Regions from separate parts of the Homo sapiens genome. Here region 1 is linked to region 2. Evidence: read pairs that join two places in POLR2A ChIA-PET (ENCODE). Cell type or tissue: HepG2. All regions are shown on one strand. Each heading gives the region's core, and the rest is flanking DNA. Links, peaks and the distances in the headings are about the cores only.

The links. Peaks named below come from ENCODE experiments on the same cell type or tissue, not always from the same donor. Only the 100,000 strongest peaks of a DNase experiment are listed, where the experiment ranks them.
Region 1: POLR2A ChIA-PET joins it to region 2 with 6 read pairs; 4 of 35 experiments call an interaction of 5 or more read pairs at or near these places.

Annotation. Positions count from the first base shown.
Region 1 is chrX:30,638,991-30,647,014 of GRCh38, reverse strand. No RefSeq gene overlaps it. Among named protein-coding and RNA genes, the nearest start is that of GK, 10 kb to the left of the region's middle. In HepG2, for the core only: no CTCF peak of the experiment used is centred there; DNase peaks (open chromatin) are centred at 3,464 and 4,174; H3K4me3 peaks cover 391 bases.
Region 2 is chrX:30,692,238-30,696,237 of GRCh38, reverse strand. GK (glycerol kinase) reads right to left here. Exons shown (of 21, transcript NM_001205019.2): 6 at 1,701-1,838; 7 at 87-196. Among named protein-coding and RNA genes, the nearest start is that of GK-AS1, 24 kb to the left of the region's middle. In HepG2, for the core only: no CTCF peak of the experiment used is centred there; a DNase peak (open chromatin) is centred at 2,037.

The DNA.
Region 1 (8,024 bases), core at 1,590-5,589, 51 kb after region 2:
AGGGATTCTCCCACTTCAGCCTCCAGAGTAGCTGGAATCCAGGAGGTCAAGGTTGCGCCATCATACCTGGCTAATTTTTTTTTTTGGGTAGAGATGAGGGTCTTATTCTGTTGCGCAGGGTGGTCTTGAACTCCTGGGCTCAAGTGATCCTCTGCCTCAGCCTCCCAAAGTGCTGAGATTACAGGCATGAGCCACCTGGCCCGAGCAGTTTTCAATTTGAAAACCTGTTGTTTCTAAGGGTCTGGGGTAAAGATCATACTTGGAATGCCCTTGAGGTCATGGTTGGATCTGTTAAGGGCAAAGTGGGACCATTGGTAACTTTGGCTGTTTTATTTCCTTCTTCCACATCCCTTTGGTCTTCCAGTTTCACATTTGTCTCATTTTCCTCATGCTTTCTCTTTTGTGTGCTTGTTTATCTTTCATTTTTCTATGTCCACCTCTAAGCCTCCAGTGGCTAATAGAAGAAAGACAAAAATGTATGTTATTTTACTTACTTATTTATTTATTTTTTCAAGACAGCGTCTCACTCTGTTGCCCAGGCTGGAGTGCAGTGGCACCATCGTGGCTCACTGCAGCCTCGAGCTCCCAGGCTTAAGAGATCCTCCCACCTCAACCTCCCAAGGATCAAGTAAGTGGGATTACAGGCACAAGCCACCACTTCCAGCTAATTTCTTGATGTTTTCGTAGAGACAAGACTTCATTATGTTGCCCAGGCTGGTCTTGAATCCCTGGACTCAAGCAATCCTCCCACCTCTACACTCCCAAAGTGCTGGGATTACAGGTGTGAGCCACCGTGCCCGGCCTGAAGATGTATGTTCTTTTTTATTTTCTGCCTTTTGCCACTATATGTACACATTAAAAAATATGCATACTGATAAAAAAATGTAGCCTTAGGAACCACAATTTAGTTCATGTACTACATTTATATTACATTTATAATCGTGGGACACTGACTTTTCAAGTGCTCCATTCACACATTCAAATCATACAAAGAAAATAATATTTAATGCTTCCTTTGGCAAGTCACATAGTAGGCACAAAATATATGTTGAATGGATGTAGGTAATTCACTAATGTCAATGAAGTTACAATCATTCATTTGCTGACTTAAAACAAATATGCTATTGAAAAGAAAAGGTAACTACATTTTATTTGTTTAGGCCTTGTATTTAAACTTTTTTTTAAATTTATTTTTATTTTTTTTGAGACGGAGTCTCGCTCTGTTGCTCAGGCTGGAGTGCAGTGGTGCGATCTCGGCTCATTGCAAGCTCCGCCTCCTGGTTTCATGCCATTCTCCTGCCTCAGCCTCCTGAGTAGCTGGGACTACAGGCGCCCGCAATCACACCCGGCTAATTTTTTGCATTTTTAGTAGAGACATGTTAGCCAGGATGGTCTCGATCTCCTGACCTCGTGATCCACTGGCCTCAGCCTCCCAAAGTGCTGGGATTACAGGCGTGAGCCACCGCACCCGGTGTATTTAAACTTGAGTAGGAAGAAAATGTATCATTTATCACTCAATAATGGCATGGGAAGAAAGAGGAATGATGATCTTAATTGAAATCTATTCTTTGTCTTTTAAATGGGAAACTCAACTTCTTTTTGAAATATTCCACTGAGGTCACACTTGTCTTTGGGGATATTTCTTTGTGAAGACATATATAGATTTTTTTTTCCGCCTCCCGGGTTGAAGCGATTCTCCTGCCTCATCTTCCCAAGTAGCTGGGACTACAGGCTCGTGCCACCATGCCCGGCTAATTTTTGTATTTTCAGTAGAGACGGGTTTCACCATGTTGATCAGGCTGGTCTCGAACTCCTGACCTTGTGATCCACCCACCTCGGCCTCCCAAAGTGCTGGGATTACAGGCGTGAGCCACCGTGCCTGGCCTAGATTTAATTTTTATTAATTAAAGGATTGAAAAGAACTTTCAGGATTGCATAGCACTTATTAGAGATGAAGAAAATGAGGGCAAGAATCAGGGTAAGTTGTCCAAGGTCATTCTAATGCATGATATTGTTCACCCAGTGGTGAGATGCACATGTGTTTTATGAATTTACTATTATTCATGAAAAATGAACTCAGAGTATAAGCCAACCTATAATCAATCAACAGTACTATTTTCCCCCAAGTTACTGTAAACATATAAACACTATATGTGTAAATAATTGAGCCATCATTGATAAAATCTGCAGCCTTTTTCAGGGAGTTTTTCTATCATGCTTTCTATACTTTATTTTCCCAGAGCTCCATTCCTCACCACTGTATACAAAACCCAAGTCTTCATCTCTGTCATCAATCTGTGTATGGTAGAGACTGAGGGATTAAGTACTGTAGAGAAACATCAAATGCTGGAAAGGATGTGGAGCGATAAGAACTCATTCATAGCTGGTGGGGTTGCAAAATGTTACAGTTATTTTGGAAGATAGTTTGGCAGTTTATTACAAAATGAAAAATCCTCTTACATATGATCTAGCAATTACACTCCTTGGTATTTACCTAAATGAGTTTAAAATTTGTGTTCACGCACAAACCAGCACATGATGTTTATAAGCAGCTTTATTCATAAATTTCAAAACTTGGAAGCAACTAAGATGTTCTTCATGGGGTGAATGGATAAACAAACTGGTACACACAGACAATGGAATGTTATTCAATGCTAAAAATAAATTAACTATCAAGCCATGAAAAGACATGGCCATTTTTTTTTTTTTTTTTTTTTTTTGAGATGGAGTTTCATTCTTTTTGCCCAGGCTGGAGTGCAATGGCATGATTTTGGCTCACTGCAACCTCTGCCTCCCGGGTTCAAGCGATCTCCTGCCTCAGCCCCCCGAGTAGCTGGGATTACAGACATACACCACCATGCCTGGCTAATTTTGTATTTTTTAGTAGAGACAGCGTTTCTCCATGTTGGCCAGGCTGGTCTCGAACTCCCGACCTCAGGTGATCCGCCTGCCTCGGCCTCCCAAAGTGCTGGGATTACAGGCGTGAGCCACCGCGCCTGGCCTAATTTACTAATTTTTAAAAGCTAAGGCTATTTTAAGTATTTTGTAAGCTATTGGCACAACATGAAATCACTGACTTAAGTAGAATAATTTTTTTCTTCTTTTAAAAACAGTTGACCGCCAAATCTGTGCAATTCAGGACAATTTCAAGTACATTTTCTATTTACATTTTCAAATGTACCTTAACTTCTCTACCCCCACCCCTGCATATCCCTTCCCATGATTGCTGGTTAAAGACATTACAGTACACAAATGGAACTTTTCTCTTTCGTAGTTTGTGTCTGACTGCCTGGAAATGATGATCTCATGACTGTTGGTTTGAAGTTAGGCAACATAGCAAGAGGAACCTGGTTAAAGAGGAAATAACTTCTGTTTGTAAATTTGTATTTGTGCAATGTGGAAACCATATGTTTGTATAATTCTCCTCTTATGACTCTCTCTTCTCCTAAATGGGGTGATGTCTCTTGCTTTGAAGACGACTTGCTTTGATGTAGTGCCTATGTTAGATACTTTGGGACTTGCATATTCTACAGGAGACAGAGCTCATATTGCTTTGACCATTGGAGATCTCCAGTCTGCCAATTTCACACTGATATGGGCACTCAGACTGGCATATGTGTTCAGGAATAGGGAACAGAGTGAACACTTTTAACTTATGATTCACAGATATGTGGTTCCAAAGTTTAAAGGAACAAGCTCCATTTCATGGAAGGGTTTTGTGCTTTCTGTGGCATCCCCTGGTGAAGTGTTTTGCAGCAAAATAGTTCTTCACTCCATAGCTGTGTTTTATTATTTGGGATCCTTCTCTGCTATCAAGTCTAAGAGAGCTTGTTAAGTGGATTGTATTCAGGAAAGAGTTTATTTTCATTCTCTTGATATTTCTCCTGTTAATTCTACTGAAATTATATTTTTCTAAAGGAGGAAAGGCAGATTATGTATTCCAATGAGAGTGGAAATCCTGTAGGTAATTATTGTATGTTTTATAACTATTTAGACTAGTGTTTTTATGGCTGTAGAATCATGAGTCCCCAAGTTAAAATCTTATACACCTCCAAAGATATGTAAGGTCAATTTATAACAAACTGGAGGTTTTCATAGACTCGCTCCTGTAAAAACACCATTACCTTGGCCTTTGGCCTTTACTCACAGGACATTCTTTAGCAGTACTTTTCCCCTCTCTGTACATTATATTGTCACAGTAATGGCTCCCAATGTGCTCACTCCTCCCTGTATCCAAGTCCTTGCTTAGTCCCCATCCACTCTGAGTCTACGCTTGACCAGGTGACTCGCTTTGGCTAAGGGGGCAGTAGTAAATATGACATGAGCAGAGGGTTAAAATGAGCTTCTTCAGTAGAGCTAAGGCTCCTTTGTAGTTCTTTTGGGAATCCTCAAACCACCATGTGAAGAAGCTTGGGCTAGCCTGTTGGAGAATGAGAGACCCCATGGAGCAGAGACAAGTCATTGCCACTGAGGCCCTACTAGAAAAACCAGCTTGACAATCACCAGACATGTGAGTGAGGCCATTCTAGAACATGGAGTCTCAGCTCAGCCAGCCTAGACTAGAAGAGCCATCACAAACATCACAAATATCCCATCTATCACAAGACAATCCACAAAATTGTGATCTAAATAAAATATTCTGTTGTTCTAAGCCCCTAAATTTCAAGATTTTTTTTGTTTGTATTTTAAGTTCCAGGGTACATGTGTGCAGGATGTGCAGGTTTGTTACATAGGTAAACATATCAACCCATCATCTGGGTGTGAAACCCAGCATGCATTAGCTATTTTTCCTGATGCTCTCCTTCCCCTCACCTCCCTGACCAAAAGGCCCCAGCGTGTGTTGTTTCCCTCCCTGTGTCCATGTGTTCTCACTGTTCAGCTCCCACTTATAAATGAGATCATGCAGTGTTTGGTTTTCTGTTCCTGCATTAGTTCCTGCATGAGAATAATGACCTCCAGCTCCATCCATGTCCCTGCAAAGGACATGATCTCATTCCTTTTTATGGCTGCATAGTGTTCCATGGTATATATATACCACATTTTCTTTATCCAGTCAATTATTGATTGGCATTTGGGTTGATTCCATGTCTTTGCTATTGTGAATAGGGCTGCAATGAAAATACTCTTGCCTGTATCTTTATAATAGAATGATTTATATTCTTTTGGGTATACACCAGTCAGGAAAAGCTAAGTGGCACATGTCCCACGTGCACAGTGAGTTCCATTTTCCACTATGTGAGGGAATATCAATTACATACCTGGTTGCCCATCTTTTCTCTTCTTCCATTATGGAAAGTATCTTAGTCAATTCTTCAGTTGCAAGGGAAAAAAATATTCATGTAAGTTAGTTAAAAACCAAACTCTGTGTGTGTGTATGTGTGTGATTGCATGCACACGAGCACAGAGGCATGTGCTGAGTGGGAAGTAAGAGATGGTTTTGATAGTAAAACAGAGAACTTTTTTTTCTTTTTTAAGACTGAGTTTTGCTCTTGTTGCCCAGGCTGGAGTGCAATGATGCGATCTCGGCTCACTGCAACCTCCACCTCCCAGGTTCAAGCGATTCTCCTGCCTCAGCCTTCCAAGTAGCTGGGATTACAGGCATGCACCACCACGCCTGGCTAATTTTTGTATTTTTAGTAGGGAAGGGGTTTCACCATGTTGATCAGGCTGGATGGTCTCGAACTCCTGACCTAGGGTGATCCACCCGCCTTGGCCTCCCAAAGTGCTGGGATTACAGGCATGAGCCACTGAGCCTGGCCTAGAACAGAGAACTTTTTAGACACAAGATCAGCAGCTCTGCCAGGCTTCATGTTTGCAGGCGCTGGGAAGCCCCTGAGGACTGAGTCTACTCTCCACAATTTCTATTCTTCATTCCCTCTGGGACTCTTTTGAAACTTTTTCAGCATCCATTCTGTTTTCCTACTTCACTCTGAAGATTGGCTTTCTCTATTTATTCATCAGGCTGTACAGGGTTCCAAATGACACCTCAGTCTCCAAGTCTAGAAGACTCCATCCTTTATTGATTATAATCTGTTTCCAAATACAAACCCTCAAGAAGATCTGACTGGCTCAACTCATTTGCCTACTACCTTTAGTCAAGTAGCCACCCCTGACCTAGTGAGAAGTGGTGACATGGGACAGATGGGGTGGGCAAGAAGATTTTATACATCTGTTGGTTGATTGGAGTTCTGCAGATATAGGCTGGGCTCAGATGGGTATTGCTGCTTCAGGCTATGCTAGCTATGATGGCCTTTTTTCTCACTGTGGGTTGCATATTGGGTAGAGTGGCTTCCTCTGTGATGTTTTCTTCTTTGGACCAGTGAGATACCTTGTTTTGGGGTATGTTCTTCTCATGGTGATGGCAAAAGTGCAAGAGAACAAGTAGAAACATGTAAGCCTATTAAGGCCTAGGCTTGGCCAGGCGCCGTGGCTCACGCCTGTAATCTCAGCACTTTGGGAGGCCAAGGTGGGTGGATCACGAGGTCAGGAGATCGAGACCATCCCGGCTAACACAGTGAAACCCTGTCTCCACTAAAAAATACAAAAAATTAGCCGGGCGTGGTGGCGGGCACCTGTAGTCCCAGCTACTCGGGAGGCTGAGGCAGGAGAATGACATGAACCCTGGAGGCGGAGCTTGCAGTGAGCCGAGATTGCGCCACTGTGCTCCAGCCTGGGCGACAGAGCGAGACTCCATCTCAAAAAAAAAAAAAAAGGCCTAGGCTCGAAATTGTCACACTGACACTCCCTTCAGATATCATTCTCTAAAGCAAATTACATGGCTAGGCCCAAAGACAAGGGGCAAGGAAGCACTCTTAATCCATGATGAGACCATGGCAGTGTCTGCATGAAGGTAGGGCTGAAGAATTAGGGCCAATAATGCAACCTAGCACACCTTCTTTTCAGGTCTTGTGTTGGGAACAGGCCCCCAAATCTGGCCATAAACTGGCCCCAAAACTGGCCATAAACAAAATCTCTGCAGCACTGTGGCAGGCTCATGATGGCCATGACGCCCATGCTGAAGGCTGTGGGTTTACCGGAATAAGGGCAAGGAACGCCTGGCCCACCCAGGGCGGAAAACCACTTAAAGTGTTCTTAAGCCACAAACAATAGCATAAGCAATCTGTGCCTTAAGGGCATGTTCCTGCTGCAGGTAACTAGCAAGAGCCCATCCCTTTATTTAGGCCCATCCCTTTGTTTCCCATAAGGAATACTTTTAGTTAATCTATAATCTATAGAAACAATGCTTATCACTGGCTTGCTGTCAATAAATATGTGGGTAAATCTCTGTTCGAGGCTCTCACCTCTGAAGGCTATGAGACCCCTGATTTCCCAGTCCACACGCTATATTTCTGTGTGTGTGTGTCTTTAATTCCTCTAGCACCGCTGGGTTAGGGTATCCATGACTGAGCTGGTCTCAGCAGTCTTGAATGCTCATCTTTGGACCAGCAGAGATGGTAGTGGCAGTAGCTAATGGTAAAGAGCTAGAATAAATGGGTCCAGGGGATAGAGGCACTAATTTGTCTGTAAGAATGGCTTTCAAGGTTGTTAGCAGTCAAAACTACAGAATTTAAAGGGCTTGCTCTGGATCAATACTATTATTCCAGGAGTTCCAATATGGTATCATAGCTGAAATTGCTAGGCATAACATGGCCCACAGTGGAGAGCTAGCCTGACAAGTAACTCAGGACAAAGCTGTACCCCCTGGAATGAGAAAACTGCTGTGCACATCAGGAAAGCAACACAGCTACAGGGTTATAGATCAGACCAAAATAGCAGAGGTCACGGCAAGGTGTGAGCACGACAGCGAGCACTGGTCCAAGACTAAGAGAGCAAGACCACTTCAGAATCCAGAAGATGCGCTTTGGTCAGGCTTGAGTAAGGCCAGAGACACAAGGTTATTGAAGGTCCTCAGGGCCTGCCAGAAAAATGGGACTGATCCTGCTACATCACAGTGCTTTTCCGTCTTTTTCTGTAAATTTGCCATCCCTTGCCCCATCCCACCCTACCATGTTATTATCTAAATG
Region 2 (4,000 bases), core at 1-4,000:
TCCACTGACATCTGAAAATATTAAGATTTCGGTTATAAATAGGTAGTGTATTGGGAAAACTATATTTAGAGCAAAACAGAACTTACTCGCAGAGTTGTTTATCCCATTCCAAAGAATGAATGTTGAAAAGCATAGTCCTACTTGCATTTGTTACATCTGTACAGTGGACACCTCCATTGACTCCTCCTGTCAAACTCTAGGCAGAGTAAAAAAATCAGGTTAAATTTGTACTTATTGGCAATTTAATTTACATATTGTTAAGGGTCATAATCAGCAGAGCACATAAAGCAAAAGAACGGAACATTACATTTTTTTACCTTCTTTTTTCTGTACTAAGTCTTTGAAATCTGGTGTATATTCCATGCTTACAGCAAACCTCAATTTGATCATGTTTCAAGTGCTCAATAGCCAAATGTGGCTAGTGGCCACCTTATCAGCACAATTCCAGTTACTTGATGGATAAATAAAAAATCGGTTTTGTTTTCATCCTATTATGTTGAGAAAACTCAGAGTCTTATTAAATTCGGCGAGATGAAATAAATGGAAATATCTGCCTCATAAGGATTATTAGAGAATTGTGTGTTGTTGTTATCTCTTTGGTTTTTTTTGTTGTTGCTGTTGTTGTTTAAATAACAATTCGCATTATGCTATCTACACTCACCTAAGCATATATCCTGAAAGGAGAGTTTTAAACTTTCTTTCTCAGGTGTACCCACATGCCTGAACTGAAGGCACTGCTGCTTTCCTTTACATGGAAGCAATAAGAGGTAGGAAAGGAACAAAGGTCAATAAACAGCATCCAGTGGGATATAGCCAAAATGTGCTCCCTTGAGTCTCCTGCAGCTCACAGTTTCCACATCTTGCCTTACTCTGGTTCGATGCAATTGTCAAAGGTACTCATTCAACTGTGACTGACACACGTGAAAATGGCTGGCCATGAACACAAAGCACATTCTGCCCTGGCCAAGCACATGGAGAGGTGAAGAAGGTGCCTCTTTCTGATATGGGTTCTGAAAGACCTGCTCTGTGGATCTGTCAAGTGAGAGTGGGGACAATATTTCCTTGACATTCCCTTGAATGTTAAAAAAGATCATTACATACTTACTGAAATATTTACAAATAAAATGAAATGTCTGGCATTTGTTTTAAAATTATCTGTGGGGAGAAAGAATATGTGAGTATAGTAGAAATAAGATTGGCCATAGGTTGATGATTGCTGTGTATTCAGCTTAGGCAAAAAGATTCTAAATAGAAATTTCCACTATGATTTAGTTTCATATTATGGCTTGATTATACAAGAGACAGTTATGTAATGTTGAAAGCAAAAGATAAAAGTACTCTAGGTATTTTATCCTGCTAAATAGTTATTTCGTCTAAGACATGGCTAGTGGGAAAGGAGTATATAACAGACAATAGGGAAAGGGTATCTAAATTACTCATCCTAAAGATAATAGATATTAGATACAGTTTTGGTAATTATCCTTCATTTTCACTGAAGTAAGACAAGAAAAAATAAAGAGGAAGTAGGCAAAAATGCTTCTCGAATGGAAGCTGAAAACTTCTCCTGTTGCTTTTTGAGTGGTTTTTCTTCATAATGCTGCTAATTAAAAAGTCTGACCTGCTAGTAGAAACAATAGGCAAGGCAGTCTAGAAAAAATTTCTGAAAAAATTCTCCATATATCCATTATATTTAAACATACCCAAATAAGCCATGAATCAATAGTCCCAAAAAGAGCTCGTTTTTCTTCAACGGCCTTTTGAACTTTTCTCACATTGTCAAGGAGCCAACGAAGTTTCACTGCACTGAAGTAAGTGCTAAGTGGAAGGCCTGTCTTGGACTAAAACAGTTGTGAAGTTCAGTTAGCAAATGAAAAGTGTAACAGTTTAAAACAAAACCACCAAACAAAAGAACTCAACAAATCACAAAATATTCAAAGACCCTGAAGGCAATCCCATAGTATTATGAATAAAAATACTTTTCCTGTCTCATGGCACAGGAAAGCATGTTCATGAACAAAGATTAGGGTGACATGTTTACAGTTCAAAGGGCATCCACGTAGCAAGGTAAAGAGAAAATTAAATGACACAACATCCTGTAATTAGATAGTGACAATGTAGATGTTGATTTTTGCAATAAATTAGTATTGTATGTAGAACCTAGCCCAAAACTATGCTGTTTATTTTATATTCCATAAAAATGACATTTAAACTATTAAAAACCAGAGAGTATACCAAATCATAAACTAATGATCATAACCAGAAAACTTTTAAAACAATAAGACTTAATAATATATTTTACATATATACACACACAAGTTCAAATAACATAACATGAAATTAGTAGACACTAAAGTAGAGCTCAAAGACATGCCAAATTAAAGCAACACAGGGCCAGGTGTGGTGGCTCATGCCTGTAATCCCAACACTTTGGGAGGCTGAAGCAGGTGGATCACTTGAGGTTAGGAGCTCGAAACCAACCTGGCCAACATGGTGAAACCCCGTCTCTACTAAAAATATAAAAATTAGCTGGGCATAGTAGCACACACCTGCAATCTCAGCTACTTGGGAAGCTGAGACAAGAGAATCGCTTGAACCTGGGAGGCAGAGGTTGCAGTGAGCTGAGATTGCACCACTGCACTCCAGCCTGGATGACAGAGCGAGACTCTGTCTCAAAAAAAATAAAAAATAAAAAATAAATAAAGCAACACAGAATTACTCTATCTAAAACAGCAGTTGCCTAAATTTAGCAAATATATTAAACAGAGGGAATGTGAACTGAAGAAAGATTAATGGGCAAAAATGAAACACATATGTGCTTACCAATCTTCCTTGAGAATGGGTCAAACCCAACTCATTTGTGGTTAGTATATTAAACACTAAATGTATATAAAGGCTGATTAAAGTTAACTAGTTAAGAAAATACGCCAGGCGTGGTGGCTCATGCCTGTAATCCCAGCACTTTGGGAGGCTGAGGTGGGCGGATCATGAGGTCAGGAGATGGAGACCATCCTGGCTAACATGGTGAAACCCCGTCTCTACTAAAAATACAAAAAATTAGCCAGGCATGGTGGCGGGCACCTGTAGTCCCAGCTACACAGGAGGCTGAGGCAGGAGAATGGCATGAACCCGGGAGGCGGAGCTTGCAGTGAGCCAAGATGACGCCACTGCACTCCAGCCTGGGTGACAGAGCGAGACTCCGTCTCAAAAAAAAAAAAAAAAAAAAAAAGAAAAGAAAAAGAAAATACATACACAAAAATAATGCAACTATGATTCCCCTCCCCATCTGTATTCTTATTTATCACCTAACTACAGAAAGTGATAACTTTTTCCCTCCTATCTCATATGAGTATGGTTTTGTAAGAAAACTCAAACCAAAGGATTTAATACTTTAATGCAACCTGTAAATTAAAAATCTTAACTCAAGGTTTTCTAGCTTTCTTTAAAAAAAAAAAATCAATGCACAAAAATAATGGAAGGAGGCCGGGCGCGGTGGCTCACGTCTGTAAACCCAGCATTTTGGGAGGCTGAGGCGGGCAGATCACCTGAGATCAGGAGTTTGAGGCCAGCCTGGCCACTAAAAATAGAATAAAAATTAGCCGGGCTTGGTGGTGCTTGCCTGTAATCTCAGCCACTGGGGAGGCTGAGGCAGGAGAATCATTTGAACCCAGGAGGCAGAGGTTGCAGTGAGCAGAGATTGTGCCACTGCACTCCAGCCTGGGCAACAGAGTGAGACCCTGTCTCGAAAAAAAAAATGGAAGGAGATATTTTATGGAAATATTATTTAATTTGAAGGAACAAGGGTCATCCCAAAAGATGACCTGGGAAGATCTCACAAAGTCAATAGCGAGGTAGTACATAATATCTTATTTTCATCATGGGGGTAGAAAGTGTAAAAGTTGCCTAAAATGACATCGGAGAGAAAAGCATGCATCCCTCGAAGCAGAGTGCAGCTGGAGGTGAGGATGAGGATTGGGCAGGGTGATGAAGGGAACGGAATAGA